Linked DNA regions of Homo sapiens: region 1 is linked to region 2. The links are chromatin contacts, found by Hi-C or POLR2A ChIA-PET in ENCODE. All regions are on one chromosome and are shown on one strand. The core of a region is the stretch at or near the end of the contact, and the rest is flanking DNA. Distances in the headings are between cores, read along the strand shown. Region 1 overlaps SAE1 (SUMO1 activating enzyme subunit 1). Region 2 overlaps ARHGAP35 (Rho GTPase activating protein 35).

Region 1 (4,911 bases), core at 2,075-4,574, 320 kb after region 2:
TCAGAAAGATGTATGTGCATACAAGACTCAGTATGTTGTTTCGGGGGCTGACCCTGCCTCAAAAGACAGGGCCACGTGCTCACTCTCCTTCCCACCCCTCTCTCTCGCTCTCTGTTGCCCAGGCTGGAGTACAGTGGTGCCATCACAGCTCACTGCAGACTTGATTTCCCTGGACTTAAGTGATCCTCCCACCTCAGCTTCCTGAGGCACTGAGACTATAAGCACACGCCACCACATCCAACTAATTTTTTTTATTTTTTGTAGATATGGGGTTTTGCCATGTTGCCCAGGCTGGTCTCGAACTCCTGGGCTCAAGTGATTCTCCCGCCTCGGCCTCCCTAAGTGCTGGGATTACAGATGTGAGACATTAAGCCCAGCCCTGTTCTTGTATTTTAAAGTGCTCTGTCTGGTAACCCCACAAGATAATCACCATTGCCATTGCTAAATAGCATTGTCCAGGCCCTCTGGATCCCAGCCCTGACCCCCTGTGGAAGCCTAGCGACTCTATGTCCTCATGGAATAGCCCCCGCTTCTGCATCAGTGTGTTCCTTGATTAAATGTGTCCCCTTAGGTGATAAAGGCCACAGCCTAAGAACTGCCACCTTTCTCAGTTGAATAGTCATGAATAATTATTTCTGCTGTTTGCCCAATGGTGGTGCAACACAGTGTTAGTCATTGTTTTAGTTTTAAGGTGTTTTTTTGTTTGTTTGTTTTTTGTTTTGAGACAGGGTCTCACTCTGTTCCCCAGGCTGGAGTATAGTGGCACTATTACAGCTCACTGCAGCCTCAATGTCCCAGGCTCAAGCGATCCTCCCACCTCAGCCTCCCGAGTAGCTGGCACCTTGGGCATGCATCACCATACCTGGCTAATTTATGTCATTTTTCTTTTTCTCTTTTTTTTTGAGACAGAGTCTCACTGTGTCGCCCAGGCTGGAGTGCGGTGGCGCAATCTCAGTTTACTGCAACCTCTGCCTCCTGGGTTCAAGCAATTCTCCTGCCTCAGCCTCCCGAGTAGCATGCCACCATACTCGGCTAATTTCTGTATTTTTAGTAGAGACAGGTTTCACCGTGTTGGCCAGGCTGGTCTCCAACTCCCAACCTCAGGTGATCCGCCCACTTCAGCCTCCCAGAGTGCTGGGATTACAGGCGTGAGCCACTGCGCCCCACCTATTTTAGTTTTCATATAGACGGGATCTCACCATGTTGCACAGACTGGTCTTGAATTCCTGGGCTCAAGTGATTCTCCCACCTCAGCCTCCCAAAGTGCTGGGATTACAGGTGTGAATGTGCCTGGCCCTGGCCTGTTTTACATTTTTGAGATACATAGTTTAACCCAGGCAAATACATTTCTTAATCTCATGTTAGGAAAATAAGGTAATGTTTGGAGAGGTTAAATAATCTCCCCATGGACACACAGCTTGTAAGGGACAGAGCAAGGAGATAGGACAATCAAAATTGTCTCCAGACATTGCCAAATAGCCCTTTGGGAGCAAAATCGACCCCAGTTAAGAACCACTGCCCTAGACTGCTTTTAGAATTTTTTTTTCCCTCTATTCCTCTTAAAGCACTTGAGCTAAACCCTCTTTTCATTTTTCTCCCCAGGCCCTGTCTCAGCGGGACCCTCCTCACAACAACTTCTTCTTCTTCGATGGCATGAAGGGGAATGGGATTGTGGAGTGCCTTGGCCCCAAGTGAACTCAAGATTTGGCAGCCCCAGAGATGCCAACTGCAGCATGCCCACCTGTATTCCCTGTCCCCTTCCTTCATGAAGGCATCTCCAGGCAAGGAAAACTGAAGTCATTGGCCCGATACAAAACATTTCCTGCAACGAAGGAGGTGGTGCCGACGTGCTGCTTCCCATCACCAGCAGCTGCTCGACAAGGGGCGCAGGGTGGCTGTCTTTGTTCCAGCACTGTTCAGGCTGCCTGTCATCCCGGGCCTGCCAGCTCCCCTGAGTGATGAGCACTTCCAAGCACCCCTCTGCCCTTTCTCTGTCCTTATGCTGTCCCGGCCTCGCCAGCCCTCTGGGGCATTGTGGGAGATGCCTGCCAGGAATGAGCAAGCTCTGTTGCTCGGGAGCCTCTTGTCACCTTCTTGGACTTATTCCCCACCTGATACCTTATAGAGAAAAGTGTGAATTCAGGTGGAGAGTAGGCCCAGGCCCCATGAGGCACCAGTGGAAGCACAGCTCCAAGTTCAGACAGGTGCCCTTAGAGAGGAAAACCATGACAGGCAAATGCATTTCCTCTGGAGTTTGAGACCCTGACAAACAACAGGTGGCATCTGGTGTGCTGTTCTTGAGTTTTCGTTTAGGATTAGTTGAGTTCCAGCTGGGTTTTGGGAGAAAGGAGATGCTACCAAGTCTTGGATGTTAGGGCGAGACCCTGCAAGTTGAGTATTAGAGAGCTTGTCTTTCAAGGCAGGTTCCTGGGGCTTCAGGGCTAGGAGGGAGGAGCCTGCCCTTTTAACAGAACCCCAGTCACATGCGGCTCAAGTCACTCAGAGGCTGTTGCATTTCAGGGCTATGTTGGTCCTTTGTTTACCTCCTAAACCACAGCTGTTTGTGTTTCACATATGTTGTGAATTTTCCTTGGTTCTTTTTAAAGGAATGATAATAAAGTTACTTGCTTTAGGATTTGCTTGTTTTTCTTCCACTTCAGAAGCTTCTGAGAGGGAATGGGATGATCCTACCAGTTGCCTTTTCAGACCTGAGGCTCTAACTCAAGAGATTCCTCCTCTCCCTCACCATTCCTGCCACCATTTTTTCTGGGTGATGCAGCAAGAGTTAAATTGTTCACATTCTAGAATGTGTAGAAGCTTCTGGCTCCAGTTGTCTAATGGATAATTCAGCTAAATAGTGGCTATTTTCAGTGGCAAGAATTATAATAATAAAGGGAAGTCAAAAGTGATGCTTCATATGCCCCAAGTGCCACAGCCGCTACGGGTCAGAGCTTTTATTGGAAGACCAGGTTTGCCTTGATGCAGCCAAAGTGCGTTCCAGTTCACCCCACTCTTGCTTGTGTTTCTTCTTTATGTAAATTGTGTGATGTTTCAATAAATCAGTCTCTTTCCTATTCTGATCCTGCAGCAGTTAGTCGGGGAGAAAAGTGGTCTTCACTACAGAAGGGCCTCTGTTCCTCAACCCTGCATCACCTGCTCCCGCCGGAGGTGAGACAGGGGCTGCATTTCGGAAAGGATCCGTGTCTCGCCACCTTTAGTGCAAGTCAGTGGCGTCAGGGTCAGCAGTTACATTGCTGCATGAATTTCACGTGGTCTTTAAATTCTGAGCTAATTATACTCTTGACTGTAATGTGCAGCCTTGGTCACAAGGGGGAGCAGGTGGGTCTGGATTGATAAAAACAAAATTGTAGAATCGTCCCGGAAGCTTCAAACTTTTCCACCCTGTACCTCTAACGGCAGAGATTAAGTCACCCAGAGGACCCCTCAGGAATCGAGGGGAAAGCTGCCAGCCCCAGGCAAGAAATGTCTAGTTTCTACAAATTTCATAAACTGCCACATGATGTTTGTATTAATCATAAAAATGAAGAAAAAAAGGCCAGGCGTGGTGGCTCACGCCTGTAATCCCAACATTTTGGGAGGCTGAGGCGGACGAATCACGAGGTCAGGAGTTTGAGAGCAGCCAGGCCAACGTGGTGAAACCCTGTCTACTAAAATTACAAAAATTAGCCGGGCATGGTGGCGGGTGCCTGTAATCTCAGCTACTGGGGGAGGCTGAGACAGGAGAATCACTTGAACCTGGGAGGCGGAGGTCGCAATGAGCTGAGGTCGCACCACTGCACTCCAGCCCGGGTAACAGTGTGACACTCCATCTCAAAATCTGCAGTCAGTCAGGCATGGTGGGAGGCTGTGGCGGGAGAAGCACTTCAGCCCAAGAGTTCGTGACCAACTTGGGAAACAAAGCAAGACCCCATCTCCACAAAAAAAGAAATAGCTGAGCATAGTGGCTTGTGCCTGTGGTCACAGCTGCTTGGGAGACTGGGGCAGGAGGATCACTTGAGCCCAGGAGTTTGAGGCTGAAATGACCTGGATTTCACCACTGCACTGAAGCCTGGGTGAAAGAGTGAGACACTGTCTCGAAAAAAAAATCCCAGCACTTTGGGAGGCCGAGGCGGGCGGATCGCGAGGTCAGGAGTTCAACACCAGCCTGACCAACATAGTGAAACCCCGTCTCTACTAAAAAAAAAAAATACAAAAACTAGCTGGGCATGGTGGCGCGTGGCTGTAATCCAGCTACTCAGGAGGCTGAGGCAGGAGAATCGCTTGCACCTGGGAGGCGGAGGTTGCAGTGAGCCGAGATCGTGCCACTGCAGTCCAGCCTGGGCAACAGAGCGAGACTCCATCTCAAAAAAAAAAAAAAAAGTTATCTTGACGTATGTTCTATTAGCTCATTACAGGTGTGGAAGAGATGGCTTAGGTTGCAGGTGGTAAGTTTAATGATAACAACCAATGGTCATTATACCCATGCAACCTGCCTGGTACTTTTCAGAATCCTTGTTCTTTGAGTTGGAATCCCCACAGCAACCCCATGGGGATAGATGCTGTTCTCCTACCCATACTGGAGATAAGGAAACAGGCTCACCTCACAAGCAAGGGAGAGATGGAAATGGCGCTGACTGGGAAAGCTGCGGTGCGGGGCACTCAGTAGAGATTCATGTAGTGGCACGGCTTGTTCGCTCAGTGAGAACAAGATTTTGGGCTTCCCTTCACAAGTCCCTGAGACCCAGTAGTCACTGGAAAACATCATGTCGGCCTTCATAAAAGAGGGCCTTCAACTAGGTCCAAAAGGGTGGGTGGATTTGGTTCCTAAGCTTGTACGATATTCAAGCAATATACAAGCATAAAGAGAAGATTCCTCTCCGCTGCAGGGCACAGCCTGTCAGCACAATGTTG
Region 2 (5,385 bases), core at 283-2,782:
CACATGTAAGTGCTCAGAAATGGTAGCTGTTAGTCTCCTGGGAACAGCTATTATATAGTGTCATGGCCAAAGTCATAGAGGATATACAGGGTAGAACAGGAACACAGGAGAGGTTATCTAGACTATGTTTCATTGAAATTTCACTGTTGATTCATCTCATTAGCTCATTGATGGGTTGCAAACCTTTGCATGAGAGGGTGTAACAGATTAGGTGTTTGGGGCCTTTGCCAAACTGGAGAGGTACAGTTGGAAACACGACAGTGACTGAGGCTGTAGCTGTGACACATGTATTCAAATGGAACTCACTTAAAAACTATTGACTCTATTTCTCTACTTTTCTGTCGACAACAGTATACGGTTCTGTTTGCCCTTAGTCACTCAGGAGGTATTTATTGGATGCCCAGAGGGTGTGTAATACTGGACTGGACCCTTGGACTGGACTGTTTACTTACTAGAAGAGCAGATGGAAATGATTGGGTTGTGGCTCTTTGGCAATATTCTTTGCTGTCTCCCAGTAGTCAGTATGGTAATAAGCTTCCCTCTGGTGGGAGGTAGGATAGTTGGGCTTTGGAAATCAAAATACCAGAGTTCCAAACCCAGCTCTGCCACTTTCCATCTGGGTAGCCTTGGCCAGGTCAGTTGATACCTCTGAGCCTTGGTTTTCTGATGTACAAAATGGGGATATAACTATCACCCGCCCTCCAGGACTTCTGCCACATAGTAGAGCCCAATAAATGGAAGTTGTATTGTTACTAGCAGGTGAGGATTATAAACCATGGAGGAATTCCCTCACTTTATTGATTCATTAAGGATAATTATTATGTTGTGCAGAAGAAGGAGTATTCTACTTATGTGAATGGGGGAGTTTGGAATTCCTAGTTAGAAACAGTGGCTCAATCTCTCATTTTTGGCCACTTTTCTTAGGCTTTTTGCTAGGGCAAGTTTTTTTTTTTTGTTTTTTTTTTTTAGATGGAGTCTCGCTCTGTAACCAGGCTGGAGTGCAGTGGTGCAATCTCGGCTCACTGCAACCTCCGCCTCCCGGGTTCAAGCGATTCTCCTTCCTCAGCCTCCCAAGTAGCTGGGACTACAGGCTAGCACCACCATGCCCAGCTAATTTTTGTATTTTCAGTAGAGACGGAGTTTCACCATGTTGGCCAGGATGGTCTCAATCTCTTGACATCGTGATCTGCCCGCCTGAGCCTCCCAAAGTGCTGGGATTACAGGCATGAGCCACTGTGCCCGGCCAGGGCAAAGGTTCTTAATCCAGGGTTCCTGAATTTTTTGTGTAAGTCCATTCTATTTTCTGGGAGAAAGTGTTCAAGTTTTTATCAGATTGTCAAAGGGATTCTTAACTGCCAAAAGATTAAGAATTGGTTAACTGGCCAGGCGCGATGGCTCACGCCTTAATCCCACCACTTTGGGAAGCCGAGGCAGGCAGATTGCTTGAGTTCAGGAGTTCGAGACCAGCCTGGGCAACGTGATGAAATCCTGTCTTTACCGAAAATACAAAAATTAGCCAGGTGTTGGCCGGGCACAGTGACTCACAACCGTAATCCCAGCACTTTGGAAGGCCGAGGCAGGCAGATCACTGAGGTCAGGAGTTCGAGACCAGCCTGGCCAACGTAGTGAAACCCTGTCTCTACTAAAAAAAAAAAAAAAAAAAAAAAAGAAAAATTAGCCAGGCCTGGTGGCATGCCTGTTGTAATCCAAGCTACTTGGGAGACTGAGGTAGGAGAATCACTTGAACCCGGGAGGCAAAGGTTGCAGTGAGCCGAGATCGCACCACTGCACCTAGCCTGGGCGACAGAGCGAGACTTTGTCTCAAAAAAAAAAAAAAGAAAAAAAAAAAGCCAGGTGTGCTGGCACACACCTGTAGTCCTAGCTACTTGGGAGGTTGAGGTGGGAGGATCACTGGAGGGAAGTCTAGGCTGTAGTGAGCCATGATCACGCCACTGTACTCCAGCCTGGGTAACAGTGAAACCCTGTCTCAAAAAAAAAAAAAAAAAAAAATTGGTTAATGGACCTGTTGGGTGGGTATGGAGCCACAGTTGGTACCTTTGATCCTGAAATTGTCCATTATAATAAGATATTACTGAGAGCAATTTTCTAAAGTACGAAGTATGTAATGAAGATACAGGGAGAATATTCAGAAGTTTTTGTTGGCTGCTTTTTTTTTTTTTTTTTCTGCCAGGAGTAGGTGGGACAAGTATAAAGGAAAGTGGTATCAGGAGGAAGTAAGAAGTAAGAAACCACCTAAATAATTGTTAGCTGCTTGTCCTCATAGTTCTTTCCATAGGTTGATTCTGAGTTGGGGCGTCTCTGCACTGTACCTTGCAATCAGGCCGGACCACTTGCTTTTTCCTGAACACTGTGTTCAGGCTTTGTATGTTCATGAGGTCCCTCTGCCTAGAGTATCTCTTCTCCCAACATTTGTAAGTCCAGTTCTCCATGCATCAGAGCTTCCTGGTGTTGCCTTTTAGAGTTCTCATCAGCTTATAACTCCCTGGAGAGCACTGACTCTCATCTTCGGATCCTTCACCGTCATGGTCCTTTGCACATGGTAGGTGCTAAATAAAGGGTTGTGGAACTAAGTGAAGAGTGATACATATGAAGGAAACAAACACCTGTGTAAGGGAGAAGGCTATAAATTAAAATTTTCAGATACCAGTGAATTCTGCGGGGGAGCTTGGGAAACCCTTAGAGTTTCACTGACAACCTGAATAGGGGGAGGAGCCTGCCCTGAGTTAGGAAGCAGGAGTGTGGGGAACAGGTAGCCAGCCATAAGGTCTTGGCCAGGTCATATCACTTCTGGACTGGAGTTAACACCTTCAAAAACTGTTCGGGTTGGACTTTTTGAACATATAATAGAGGTGATGTTGATGAGCATCTACCGTATACCAGGTACTACTCTAGGTCCTGGGAATATAGTAGGTTGCCACCAGACAAGACCCCTTCTTTTCTAGTGGGAAGCATTGGGTGGGAAGTTAGTCCTTTCTAGCCTTAAAATGCTGTGATTCTGTCATCTGAAGAATGGGCACCAACTTCTGCTTGGGATTGTTTTGAGGATCAAATGAGAAAGCACTTTAAAGATTATAAAACACACTTACCTTGTTTATTATGAATACTTCTCTCCCCCCTTGGTTTTGCCCCCCTTGGTTTTGACTTAGGTTTTTTAAAAGTTTAAAATTGAATTGTACCAATAGGAGTATGAACTAATGATCCCAGGGTTTAGGTAGATTTGGGGACTTAAATCTTTCAATAAGTGATCCTTTAGCTAGATTGGGATGTAGGTTTGTAATATCATCTTCACCAGTGAAAAATGTATTGGGGGGGAAGTCCATTTATTTATGGATATTTTGGATATTTTGTTTCTGCCTTAACATAAGTTCGTTCGTTCGTTCTTTCTCTTTTTTTTTTTTTTTTTTTAAGATTTCAAACTGTCTCTGCCATTATTCTTAAATACAACTTTATATTGGTGAAGGCTGCTTGTCAGGGAAAAACCAAACTTCTCTACTGATTTGGGATTTTTTTTTACCATAAATTCAGGGTGCAGTTGTTCTTGAAGTGGTTCCATTTTGTGATTAGGCTGAGTATTTTTAAGCACAACTCTCTCCCTTGTCCTTAGAATTATCTCCAGTATCCTCAAAACAAAGAGCAAATGATGCAATTAGGATGCAATCCCTTGCCTGTGGATTTCAAGGAAAATTATTTTCCACACTACTTGGAAGCTCATGGACAAAGTCAAGCTTTCTTTAGATCTGGTGAACTTAGAAAAAATAACTTGATGAAGTGAGATTCTTACCTTGAGGTTAGTTTTTGAGAGTGGATCAATGATGTGAAATTTCTAAGATATTCTTGATTTATAAATATCACTTTATGACTCATTCCTTGGAGCAGTTTTTATTTTTTCCTTTGAAAAACTTTAGATGTAATTGACTTTGGTTTACACTCTATCCTGTTTTTTGGTTTTTTTTTTTTTTTTTTTGGAGACGGAGTCGCTCTGTTGCCCAGGCTGGAGTGCAGTGGCACGATCTCTGCTCACTGTAACCTCTGCCTCCTGGGTTCAAGCGATTCTCCTGCCTCAGCCTCTCGAGTAGCTGGGACTACAGGTATGTGCCACCACACCCAGCTAATTTTTGTATTTTTATTGGAGATGGGATTTCACCATGTTGACCAGGCTGGTCTAGAACTCCTGACCTCAGGTGATCTGCCCGCCTCAGCCTCCCAAAATGCTGGGATTACAGGTGCAAGCCACCACGCCCGGCCATACTTTTAGTGAAAGGAAAGCCATGTATCTTTTTCTGCTGTCTCCTATGTCATGTCTTACTCTGCCGTTTTGTAATGGTCCTTGAGATTGAGATAATAGAGAGAGATTTTCTAGATTTTCACCTACTCACTGATTTTTACTACAGGCATTTTAATTCCTTTAAATTTGAGACTGATTTTCTTCCCATAGTATTTAACTTATCATCATCCTTATAGGAGGGCCAGACCCTTAGGATTTATGTGAATACTGCTAGTTGGTAGGAAAGGTACTTTTCCTGAAGCCTTGAAAGAGTATTTCCAGAATAGTGAGCTTCATATTTTTTTGGTAACTTTTTTTTAAAGGTATACTTTCTGTGTAAATAGAAATGAATTTTTGCAATTGGATGAGGGGGAAAAAAGCTGAAATTTAAGGGCAAAATCTTTTTTTTTTTTTTTTGAGACGGAGTCTCGCTCTGTCACCCAGGCTGGAGTCCAGTGGCGCGATCTCGGCTCACTGCAAGCTCCACCTCCCGGGTTCACGCCATTCTCCTGCTTCAGCCTCCCGAGTAGCTGGGACTACAGGCGCTCACCACCACGCCCGGCTAATTTTTTTGTATTGTTAGTAGAGGCGGGGTTTCACCGTGTTAGCCAGGATAGTCTTCGATCTCCTGACCTCGTGATCCACCCGCCTCGGCCTCCCAAAGTGCTGGGATTACAGGCGTGAGCCACCGCGCCCAGCCGGGCAAAATCTTATAGCATCTTATCCCTTCTATGGTTTGGGAAATTAAGAAAAGTGCACGTTGGTGTTTTCTCACAATTTAATGCTCAGGCAAGTAAAATGATATCCTTAATTGCAAGTTACTGAAGTTGAAAGGCGACCATTTCCCATCAATTAGAAATGGTCTTTATGGTTAACTCTGGCAGAAATTCTGTTCTTCTGTGAGGCTTGGGTGATATCAGTAATCCTATTGAGGAGAGAGCATATTGAATCCTCTGACTTTGGGCAAATAATTTAGTCTCCAGGTCCCAATGCCCTTGTCTGTGAAATGAAGAGAATACTTACCCTTCCCGGGTGGATTTAAAAATCTGTGAGGAAGGCCAGGTGCGGTGGCTCATGCCTGTAATCCCAGCACTTTGGGA

What was found. A loop is a pair of places that touch in the nucleus more often than their neighbours do. ChIA-PET counts read pairs that join two places held with the same protein, here RNA polymerase II (POLR2A). Pooled maps may share reads with other maps.
Region 1: POLR2A ChIA-PET joins it to region 2 with 21 read pairs in PC-3. The contact joins two enhancer-like sites. A Hi-C loop is called at or near these places in 1 of 50 pooled maps. POLR2A ChIA-PET finds 5 or more read pairs at or near these places in 5 of 52 experiments (Caco-2, H1, PC-3 and 2 more).

The regions. Positions count from the first base shown.
Region 1 is chr19:47,207,557-47,212,467 of GRCh38, forward strand. SAE1 (SUMO1 activating enzyme subunit 1) reads left to right here. Exons shown (of 9, transcript NM_005500.3): 9 at 1,603-3,080. The coding sequence ends at 1,695. Among named protein-coding and RNA genes, the nearest start is that of MIR3190, 17 kb to the right of the region's middle. RefSeq lists enhancers at 1,435-2,184, 3,176-3,470. Within about 2 kb of position 3,325, at least 21 of the 41 ENCODE cell types and tissues checked have a DNase peak (open chromatin) inside an H3K27ac peak, as active enhancers do.
Region 2 is chr19:46,890,480-46,895,864 of GRCh38, forward strand. The region is part of intron 1 of ARHGAP35 (Rho GTPase activating protein 35); the gene reads left to right. Among named protein-coding and RNA genes, the nearest start is that of ARHGAP35, 32 kb to the left of the region's middle. RefSeq lists a silencer at 2,516-2,595. Within about 2 kb of position 1,533, at least 2 of the 41 ENCODE cell types and tissues checked have a DNase peak (open chromatin) inside an H3K27ac peak, as active enhancers do.